Regions from separate parts of the Homo sapiens genome. Here region 1 is linked to region 2. Evidence: chromatin contacts called from ENCODE Hi-C data. All regions are on one chromosome and are shown on one strand. The core of a region is the stretch at or near the end of the contact, and the rest is flanking DNA. Distances in the headings are between cores, read along the strand shown. Region 1 has its middle 64 kb from the start of MIR466. Region 2 holds the start of ZCWPW2 (zinc finger CW-type and PWWP domain containing 2).

The links. A loop is a pair of places that touch in the nucleus more often than their neighbours do. Pooled maps may share reads with other maps.
Region 1: a loop to region 2 is called in a map of naive thymus-derived CD4-positive, alpha-beta T cell, with 6 times the contacts of the local background. The contact joins the enhancer-like site here to the promoter of ZCWPW2 in region 2. A Hi-C loop is called at or near these places in 2 of 168 maps with a recorded cell type or tissue (B cell and naive thymus-derived CD4-positive, alpha-beta T cell) and 8 of 50 pooled maps.

Annotation. Positions count from the first base shown.
Region 1 is chr3:31,223,759-31,228,414 of GRCh38, forward strand. No RefSeq gene overlaps it. Among named protein-coding and RNA genes, the nearest start is that of MIR466, 64 kb to the left of the region's middle. RefSeq lists an enhancer at 3,424-3,513. Within about 2 kb of position 2,758, at least 7 of the 41 ENCODE cell types and tissues checked have a DNase peak (open chromatin) inside an H3K27ac peak, as active enhancers do; they include B cell, where a contact is called at or near this core.
Region 2 is chr3:28,345,718-28,350,307 of GRCh38, forward strand. It overlaps ZCWPW2 (zinc finger CW-type and PWWP domain containing 2), which reads left to right and starts at 3,004. Exons shown (of 10, transcript NM_001040432.4): 1 at 3,004-3,486. AZI2 (5-azacytidine induced 2) reads right to left here and starts at 3,107. Exons shown (of 8, transcript NM_022461.5): 1 at 2,884-3,107. RefSeq lists enhancers at 2,974-3,033, 3,221-4,201, 3,301-3,595, 3,634-3,713.

The sequences.
Region 1 (4,656 bases), core at 1,508-4,007, 2.9 Mb after region 2:
AACTGTTAGTTAAACTTCTGAGCTTTCAGGCTGAACTTGGAAATGACCATATTATCAGGGATAAGTTCTCAGCAATGTCATGGAGAAATCTGTTCAAAAGGTCTTTTCAGGGCCCTGCAGGGTTGCAAGTGTCTCTGAACAACTAGCAGGAGGAAAACAATAACCAATTCCCATTTCCCCACTCCCAGCCCATCGCTCAGACTCAGAGACCTCTGTTTTCTCAAGCCCTATCAAGGATTAGAGAGGTCCAGAGAAGGACAAGAAAATATCCAGGGGTTTCCAGTAGGAGAAAAGGCAATTTCAGAACATTCAGGGAAGGAGATTGTTTGAGCTAAAGAAAAAAAAATAAAATAAAAAATAAAAAATAAATAAATAAATAAATAAATAAATAAATAAATAAATGAAATTGAGAAATGTAACCAAAGGGTGGGATAAAATCCAAATTGGTAGCCAGAAAGTAGGTGAGCTGTGGAAATGAACAGAATCATGATGCGTAAGTATTAAAATGGACCCAAAGTGGCATAGTCACTTTGTCTCTGAAAGCCACTCCACTACGTCCCATTTTAGGCAGAGAGGTTAAAAAGAAAGTCTGGGGGTGGCTCTGTGCTTTGGAATTAAAACAGCATCTGCGATATTATTAGCTGGGCCAAGATATGCAGAAGCTATCAATCTTTCTGCTTGGGGGAATAATTGATTGCCAAAGCGGCCCAGACAAGCTGCTTCTCCCTCCCTGAGGTCTGGCCCTGAGTTCAGCACAATTAACTAAGTGCTTCTGTGCTGGAGAAGGCTGGGAGCACAGTTGGCTCCCTCTTAAGCATGAGGTGCTTAAGGAAGGAGAACTCGGCTTTATACCTGTCCCCAACTGGGACGAACACCATCCACTGATATTTCTTGTGAGTGGAAACACTGAGGGGTGGGACTGGGCTCTTCTTTAGGATTTGGGAGACTGGTGAAGCTTATAAGCACCTTCCCTGAACAATGTTTTTATGAATATAAAATAAATACTAAGGATAACAAAAGAATACAGCTAACAAGATATTTAAAAAAAAATTGGTGATGTACTGATAGTTGTGTGTCTTTATTAAACGTTAATAAGATATAGTGGTGGGTGCAATAACTTAGACTTATGGAAGTAATGAATATTTCAAAATATCTACAATAGCTGTGTGGTATGAAAATATCTGTATAATATGTGCTGAAACTGCTAATTCTTTTTTTTTTTTTTTTTTGAGATAGAGTCTCACTCAGCTGCCCAGGCTAGAGTACAGTGGTGCAATCTCTGCTCAGTGCAACCTCCGCCTCCCAGACTCAAGTGATTCTCCTGCCTCAGCCTCTCAAGTAGCTGGAATTACAGGCACGCATCTACCACACTCGGCTAACCTTTTGTATTTTTAGTAGAGATGGGGTTTTGCCAGGTTGGCCAAGCTGGTCTGGAATGCCTGACCTCAGGTGATCCACCCACCTCGGCCTAACAAAGTGCTGGGATTACAGGTGTGAGCCACTGTGCCCGGCCTGGAACTGTTTTATGGTGGGTTTCTCACCTACATTTATCACAGAAAGAAGTGCTAAGTTTCATTCGGATGTTCGTGAAAATAAATAATTTTTTAATCCAAGTTTATAGATCCCGGACTTCTCTCCATGTGCCTCAGGTTAAGCTTTAAAGGTGTGTGGGATGGGAATTCCTTGCATACTAAGGAAAAGAAGTGCCAGGAGCCTGGGCCTTGTGTGGGGTCAGGAGTGAGAAGGGTGCCCCAGGCCATTCTTGGGGCCCAGGATGCTTGGAGGGTAACACACTCATTGGAAAGAAGTAACACTGCACTGGAAGTAAATTGTAATTTAAAATGACAATGACCCTCTCCCATCAGAGTGAGCTCTACATGAAAATACACATTCACCTTTTTTAATTTAACTGGGCTAGCAGCAAATCCCTCAAACTGCTGGCCTTGAAAGTCCTGAAATCTGGAATGAAGGGAAAGAATTATAGACAGACAGTAACTCCTTTCAGCTCCAAATCCATCCAAATTAATTGTTGTTCATCCCTCTTCCCTGCTGCCACACAGAAACAGACTGCACCACTTCCCCCTCTTTTCCTTGGTTCTTCCTCATCCCATTAGCGTTCTCATATGGGGGTTTGGAATAGATGGCTACTGAGTCCATAGAGCTCACTAACTACGTTGTGAACAATCTAGGACTTTGGGATGGTTTTACTCAGTGACATGATCAGGTTTGTATTTCAGGACAATCACTCTGGCTTTAAGACAGAGAATATGACTCCAAGCCAACCACCATATACCATCTCAGGGCCAACATCCTTGTCCAAGTCACCACCCACTCTTGCCTGGGTTGTTGGAGTAGCTGGTTAACTGGTTCATCTTGTCCTTTCCTGCTGGCCAATTCTAGCCTGCACCTGCTTTTGTATGGTCTGTGAGCTAAAATAACTTGTGGAAATTTGTTTTCCCTCTTGTTATATAAATACCTTCATAATTAGTACCTCGATTTTGCTTCCTGGCCCACAAAGCCTAAAATATTTACTATCTGACCCTTTATAGAAAAAGTTCGCTAACCTCTGCCATGGCATATCAGTCCGATCCAGCCAGGAAACCAGGAACCGTTTGCTCCACTCACATGGGGGGAATTTTACTAGAGAATGGTTTAGCCAAGGGTTATAATAACTGAGGAGACAAACAGAACACAGTGAGGCAGCACAGAGATTAACAACTGCAGGAAGCTGCTACCATCCTGCAGTTGGAGGAATATGGGAGGATGTGGTGTAACTAATCAGGGCCAGGAAGCTGCAGGTGGCCAACAGAACTGAATGATATGCTGCTACGCAAGAGGTGCCACCCAGTGAAGTGGTGGGGGTGGGGGGGGCCTTAGGGGAGAAAATCCTGGGTCCTCACTTCCTCTGACCCCCAATTTCATAGCAATACTTCCTATCGGCTGAAGCTACCTGGAGAGTTATTGTCAAGGGGGCCTAGAAAATGTAGTTCTCTGAAATACAGAACACAGCAAGAGAAGGAGCAGGCAGGAAATTGATATTAGAACAAACAGGCAAATGGGCAGCTCACTTAAAAACTGAGGATAACACTTGGCTTTCAAATGTTCTCTAAGAGCTGGAGATGATTTAAGTAAGGGCTCTGTGTTTCATTCCTGGAGCAGAGCAGTTAATGTTATTATCCTCATTATTACTATTATTAGTTAACTTCTACCCTGCACTTGGGTTCCCTGTATTGAGTTGTCCAAGCTAAGCATGATGTTGTGGCAGAAGATGGAACTGTAATTGACCTGATTTACCCAGAAATTGTGAGGAATGGAATGAAACTGGACCACATTTATAACTTCCACACATATGGGGCTGGGCCCAGGAACGTGCACCAACCTCCATCTCCCATCCAATGAAATCATTTCACATCACTTATTACAGTCCAGAAGGATCGTGAGATTAGGAGTTTGCTGTTGCAAAATGCACTCAGAGATGCTTTGTGCTAGTGGGGACTTTTTTTTTCTAGAAGTGTGTTTGTATGTTGTTAGGAGAGACACACTTCTGTCCACCCATGCATGCTTCTTCCTTTTTTATAATTGTTTGCTGTGCCAACCTGTAAAACCACAAGCATAACAGCTTAGTTTAACAAGCTTCCTCTTTTAAATGCCAGCCAATGAAATCAATGATGGGTGTAATAAGATGAAGAATGTAGCCAGTAGGGAAAGTTTCTGCCATCTTAAATGTCATACACAGAGATGAAAAGATGCACAGACTGAACGTGCATCACCAGCTCAGGACGGCCACCCAAGAAGAACCTTGGGAACTGGTTTTTTGGTAAATTAACCCCTCTGATTACTCCTGGTTTAACTCCTTGCCATTTGAGCACTAAAACCCCAAGCCTAAAAGACTTTAGAAGTTTTAGGTTTACAGAGAAATATGTGTCTTCTTCAGCTGCCCCTAGAGGTTTATTTCACCTCACTCTGCCTCTCTCGACTTATCTGTTAGGGTTCAGGCATGGTGTGGATGGCAGCAACAAATAAATGCATGATTAGGTCTTACAGTCAGCCGCCCTCTGATTCTGCTTCTAATATACCCATTTCTGGGTTAAACTTGTAAGTATCATAATCAAAGCTATTTAAATTGAACCAAAGACTTCAACTGAGAATAACATTAATTCTTCCTACTCAGTTCTTATATTAATTTCCAGAACAGCCTTCTCCTGAATTCCTCAAGGGCTAGTTGGGCTTGGGATAGGCTTCTGGGGAGCTGAGGGTAGAAGGAAAAATGGTTCTTATCCTAAGCTAGTGTTACCCAAACTTCAATTATTCTCAAAAGTCTTCAAGATCATTGTTATATCCAAATGTCACTTCTACACTTATTTACTTCCCATTTTACTTTTAATTAACCCATATTTTTTATTTAAATTCATTGTTGTTGTTGTTGTTGTTGTTGACAGAGCCTCACTCTGTTGCCTGGCTGGAGTGCAGTGGTGCTATCTCGACTCACTGCAAGCTCCGCCTCCCAGATTCATGCCATTCTCCTGCCTCAGCCTCCCGAGTAGCTGGGACTGCAGGCACCCGCCACCACACCGGGCTAATTTTTGTATTTTTAGTAGAGACAGGATTTCACCATGTTGGCCAGGATGGTCTCGAGCTCTAGACCTTGTGATCTGC
Region 2 (4,590 bases), core at 1,754-4,253:
TCTTAAATTTCAGTCTTCATCATGGCAATCAACACCAAGAGAACTCTCAGTTGTTCATATGCTACGTATGTCAAAGTTTGGGATACTAGAAAACATATCTGCTGATATCAGACTGGTCTTTTTTCTAGGAATAAATATGATTATCCTGTCATATTTCATCATCTTTATATCTGCCATTTTCATATTTCATCATCTTTATATCTGCCATTTATTGATCACTTACCATATGCCAGTCACTAGTGCTTTCACATGCATTTTTCTACCACTTAGCTAAGTACTGTTATGAAGAAAGTCTTAGAAAAGTTAAATACCTTACCTATAGCTACACAGCTAATCAGTGGCAAAGGTGAGATGTGAACCTAAGTAAGCTGTCAGAAGTCTATGGTCTTAATACAACATTCAAAGAGGCAATACAAAAGGGATTCTGGTTATCCTAAGAATATGGACAAGGCATAACTATGTCAAAAAGAACACTTTCCCAGGATTCAGAAACACAGATTCTAGTCTAGGATTTGCAACCCTGATTATAGTTTAGTTCGCTTTACCTCTCTAGATCAAAATTTTCCCACCTATACAGAATGATAGGGTTAGACTACATCACTAAGATGCCACCTTACTAAACTGTGAAGGCAAAAGTTTAATACAAATACAGAACAATGGCAACCTAAACAGAGAGAAGGGAATTCACATTTATGCCAGGAACTGCATAAAAGGTATGGTACACACATTATCTCAAGTCCACACCAAACTTGGCAAGAAAGGTATTAGCACCATGATAAATGGGGAAATTGAGGCTCAAAGAGGTGAGGTAAATTCACCTCACCACAGCAGTATGTGACAAAACTGAAGTTTGAATCAAGGCCTATATGGTAGGCTCTTTATTCCATATTGCCTCCTGAAGTAAATCATATTTAGAATTTTCACCACCTTTCTACCTCTGAAAAGTTAGGATATTCCCGAACCTATTTCGTACAATCAGTCAAAATACTATGGAGCAAGGATTAAGTCTTACGAAGACGAACAGACCAATGCTTATTCCCCTTTCTCAATTTGTAAAATAGCCTAACTAGTTTATAAAGAAGGGTCATCAAGTACCTCTTTTCAAAACATCATCTCTTAATCTGTGTACATTAGCAATAAAAAGCCCTGTAATTCAATAAATGTCCAAAAATGTACTCAACATTAGATATACAATATGAAGAAAAACTCCAGTTCCATTTTTATGACTCTTGAGTTATCCAACAAACTGCGTTAGTCCAGAAATCAGTTTGTATTGCACAGATCAAGACTCTTCCAGAGTTAGCATAGGTATGAAGAGCAGTCTACTTCTTTTCATCCCTTTCATACAGTAATACCTCTAATGCAACTAAGCATCTACTATACATTCAATGTTACTGGTGTTATTGAAAATTATTTTCTAACAGTGATAAGGCAACTATACTTGCACTCTGAATATAAGTGCCATAAAAAAGAAAAAGATTGGTTCTATTACTTCATGGATTATAAAAAAAACTTCAGCATTTTACTTAATAATAATGACAAGGTTCTGCATTGGTAATTAATAGTAGCCAAGCGTTTATGGTATACCAAGCAGTGTGCTTCACCTTTTGGAGAAACTATCTCATTTGTTCTTCATAAGCATTCAGTAAATCTATGTAATACCTCTGAGGTTGTAAAGAATCTCCTCAGATTACAGGTGGAGAAATTGAGACATGAAAACATTAGAAAGTAGGGGAGCCAGAAATGAAAATCAGGCAGCTGACTCCAGAGCCAGCATAACTCTTAGAAACTATGCTTTGGTGCCTTAGAGTATGTATTACACCCATTTCAGAGATAAGGAAAATGAAGAAAAAGTTTAGCCTCTTACCCATTGTCAAGTAAATGGAAAAATCAGCATTCAGATACTGGTGTTCTGACCTAATCCAGTGTCATTTCCCATTATGTTATGCTGTCTCTTTAATATTAAAACCTTCTACTTGCGTAAGATGTCTGGCTTACAAACAATATCACATTAAAATTTGGAAATATCCTGTAAAGGATGCACTGTTCTCAATTTACAGATGATGAAATGATCACAAGATTGGGCAATGAGATATGGCGTTTTTAGAGAAATGAAATTCTGCCTTGAGATCTTGCTCAATCCAATTTGAAATTCCAATCTAAAAACCAAAATGTCTTCTACACATAAGGCGCAAGGGTCAATTTTAATTCTGGTACGTCTGTCTTTGATCACCTTAGCAAATTTCCATCACCTCTTGGAGCAACTGATGGTTTGATTTGTACTAGAGTTTTCGTGGGTATTTTATCTCGCTTTCGAGTATTGGGGTTTCTTTTGTGTAGAGGGTGTCAGCCTACCTTGCACGTAGTAGTAGTTACTCAACAAACAGCCGAAGGCTGGAATGAATACCGTATACAGGTTAGACATTGGAGAAACGACGAATACCTGTTAGCCCTCGATCAAGTGCAGGGGGTCGATATTCACCACTCAGATGCCCCAGGGAGTACCGTCCTAGCCAATGTCCCTCTTTTCTTTCCGATAATTTGTATCGGAAAGAAGCATTTAGCAGTCTCAATGAATGAAAAAAAACTGAAGGCGCCCCAGTAAGAGTACGAAAAGAAAAGGAGTAATTAGAGAAGTGAATGACCAAGAAGGGCCTGGACAGCTGGGGGTGAGGGTGACAGGGGAAAGGGTGTGGACAGCTGGGTGTGGGGGTGACTGGGGAAAGGGATGCCCAGGAGTGGGCCGCTCCCTAGTCAAAGGAGGGGGCGCGGGAGGGAGTGAGAAAAAAATGACGTGTCTTTTTGGACCGGCAACAGCTACGGAGGTTGGCCGCGGCATTGCCCGCATCCCTATCCTCCACCCGTCCCTGGCGAGTCACTCACCCAGAAGCCAGGCTACGTAGGGCCGCCCCCAAGGCCGCCGAGTTTCGATTCCTTAGTGTTTGGAAACGGACCGAAAACAAACCGGGTCGCCAGGGGTCACCACGGGCTTCCGGTTTCTTCGAAGACACCGCCGCTTCCACAGCGAAGGGAGCTGCTCCGGGCACGTCGCGGAGGGAGTCCCATTTCTTCTGACTCGGCAGGAGCCCGGGACGTTCTGGAAGGAGGGACGAGCCGAGGCAGGAGGGGCCGGGCCGACGCGAGAGAAGGCCCGTTACCCAGCAATACGCGCGCGAGACCCAGGCCCGCCGTCGGGACCAGCACGGGCCGGAGGGAGGGGAAGCACTCCGGAAAGTGATTGGAAGTGTGGATGAGCTCTCAGCCGGAAAAGGGGCTGCCGCTGTCCGCGGGCTCGGCGCCAGGGACGCGCGAGGAAACCGGAAGTCAGGCCCGAGGGAGCTGGGAGGGCGTTAGCGAAGCCAGGTTCGGTCGTGGGGGTGGGGAAGTGCAGGAGTGGCGCGCGGCGTACTACATGTCCCGTGAGCCTCCGCGGCGGGACGGGGCGGGGCCGCGGGACGCCAGGAGGCGGAGGCGGAGTGGAGTTAGGTAAGAGCGTTACCAGCCGTCTTGTCTGTTGGGCCGAGGTCCCCCTTCAGGGGCGCCCTCTGGTGCGTCTTTTTCACTCAGTGTCCTTTTGGGGGGTCCCCGGGCCGTGTGGTGCGTGCTGGCTCGGCTCAGTAGCGCTGTTACAGGCTTACGAGCTGACGTGGCTGGGAACTGGGAAGTCTGTTAGAAGCCGTTCCTCTGTAGCCTCTGTTTTCTAAACTACTTGCAAGCCCTCAGGCGATCACTTGAGGCACAAGCTCGACGAATTGCGTAGGGGTCTGTAATTATTCACAAACGACACCACGACTTCTAGCACACTGCTCAATTTATGGAATGAGAGACAGGGAGAAGATGCCAGAGTACTGGAGTTGCGCCCGGCTTCCCTGGAGTTGCCACCACCTTGGTTATTTCTAGATGATAGACCGTCCCTAGCTGTGGAGTCACAAGTAGTTGAATTAATTAGTCATTGAAGGTCGCAGCCAGGTGGAACCCCTGTAACTCTAAGGTATTATTGGTTAAATAAACAAATAAACAAGGAACAATAATTATAGAAAATTTAACGTCACTAACCGCCGATTAGCAATACGGACATTACTCACCACCCCCTTAAAGTAGTATTTTGTCATCTGTCCGCTTAACTATCAGCCCAACTGTCAGCCCAATAGGATGGATTTCACTCAAGGGTTTATATGAAAATTCGTTTTTATTGTTGTTGGTTTTTTTATTGTCTTTTTTGGTTTAGATTTAAGTGAAAATTTATAGCTGTTAGGAACAAAGACCACAAGTTGAAGTTTTATGACATTTCTAAAAATACTTAGAAATCTGTGTTAATGTTATCGTTGAGAAAGGAAACGATTTGCTTCAATTTACTGGGCTGGAGAATGGAAGAGAGCAGTGTTTTTAATATTTTGAGCAAGTATCAGTCCTTAAATTTTTTTATTGCTTCCATGATGCATTTTGAGAATTTTCAATTTAAAACAACCATTAGGTGTATGTTTTTACAAGTAGAGTTTTGAAGAATGCTAGCAAAATTGGTTGAGGCATCACAAGTTATTAGAAATAAAGTGGTAACCTGGTTTTTAATTTGAAGGTGTAGAAATATTT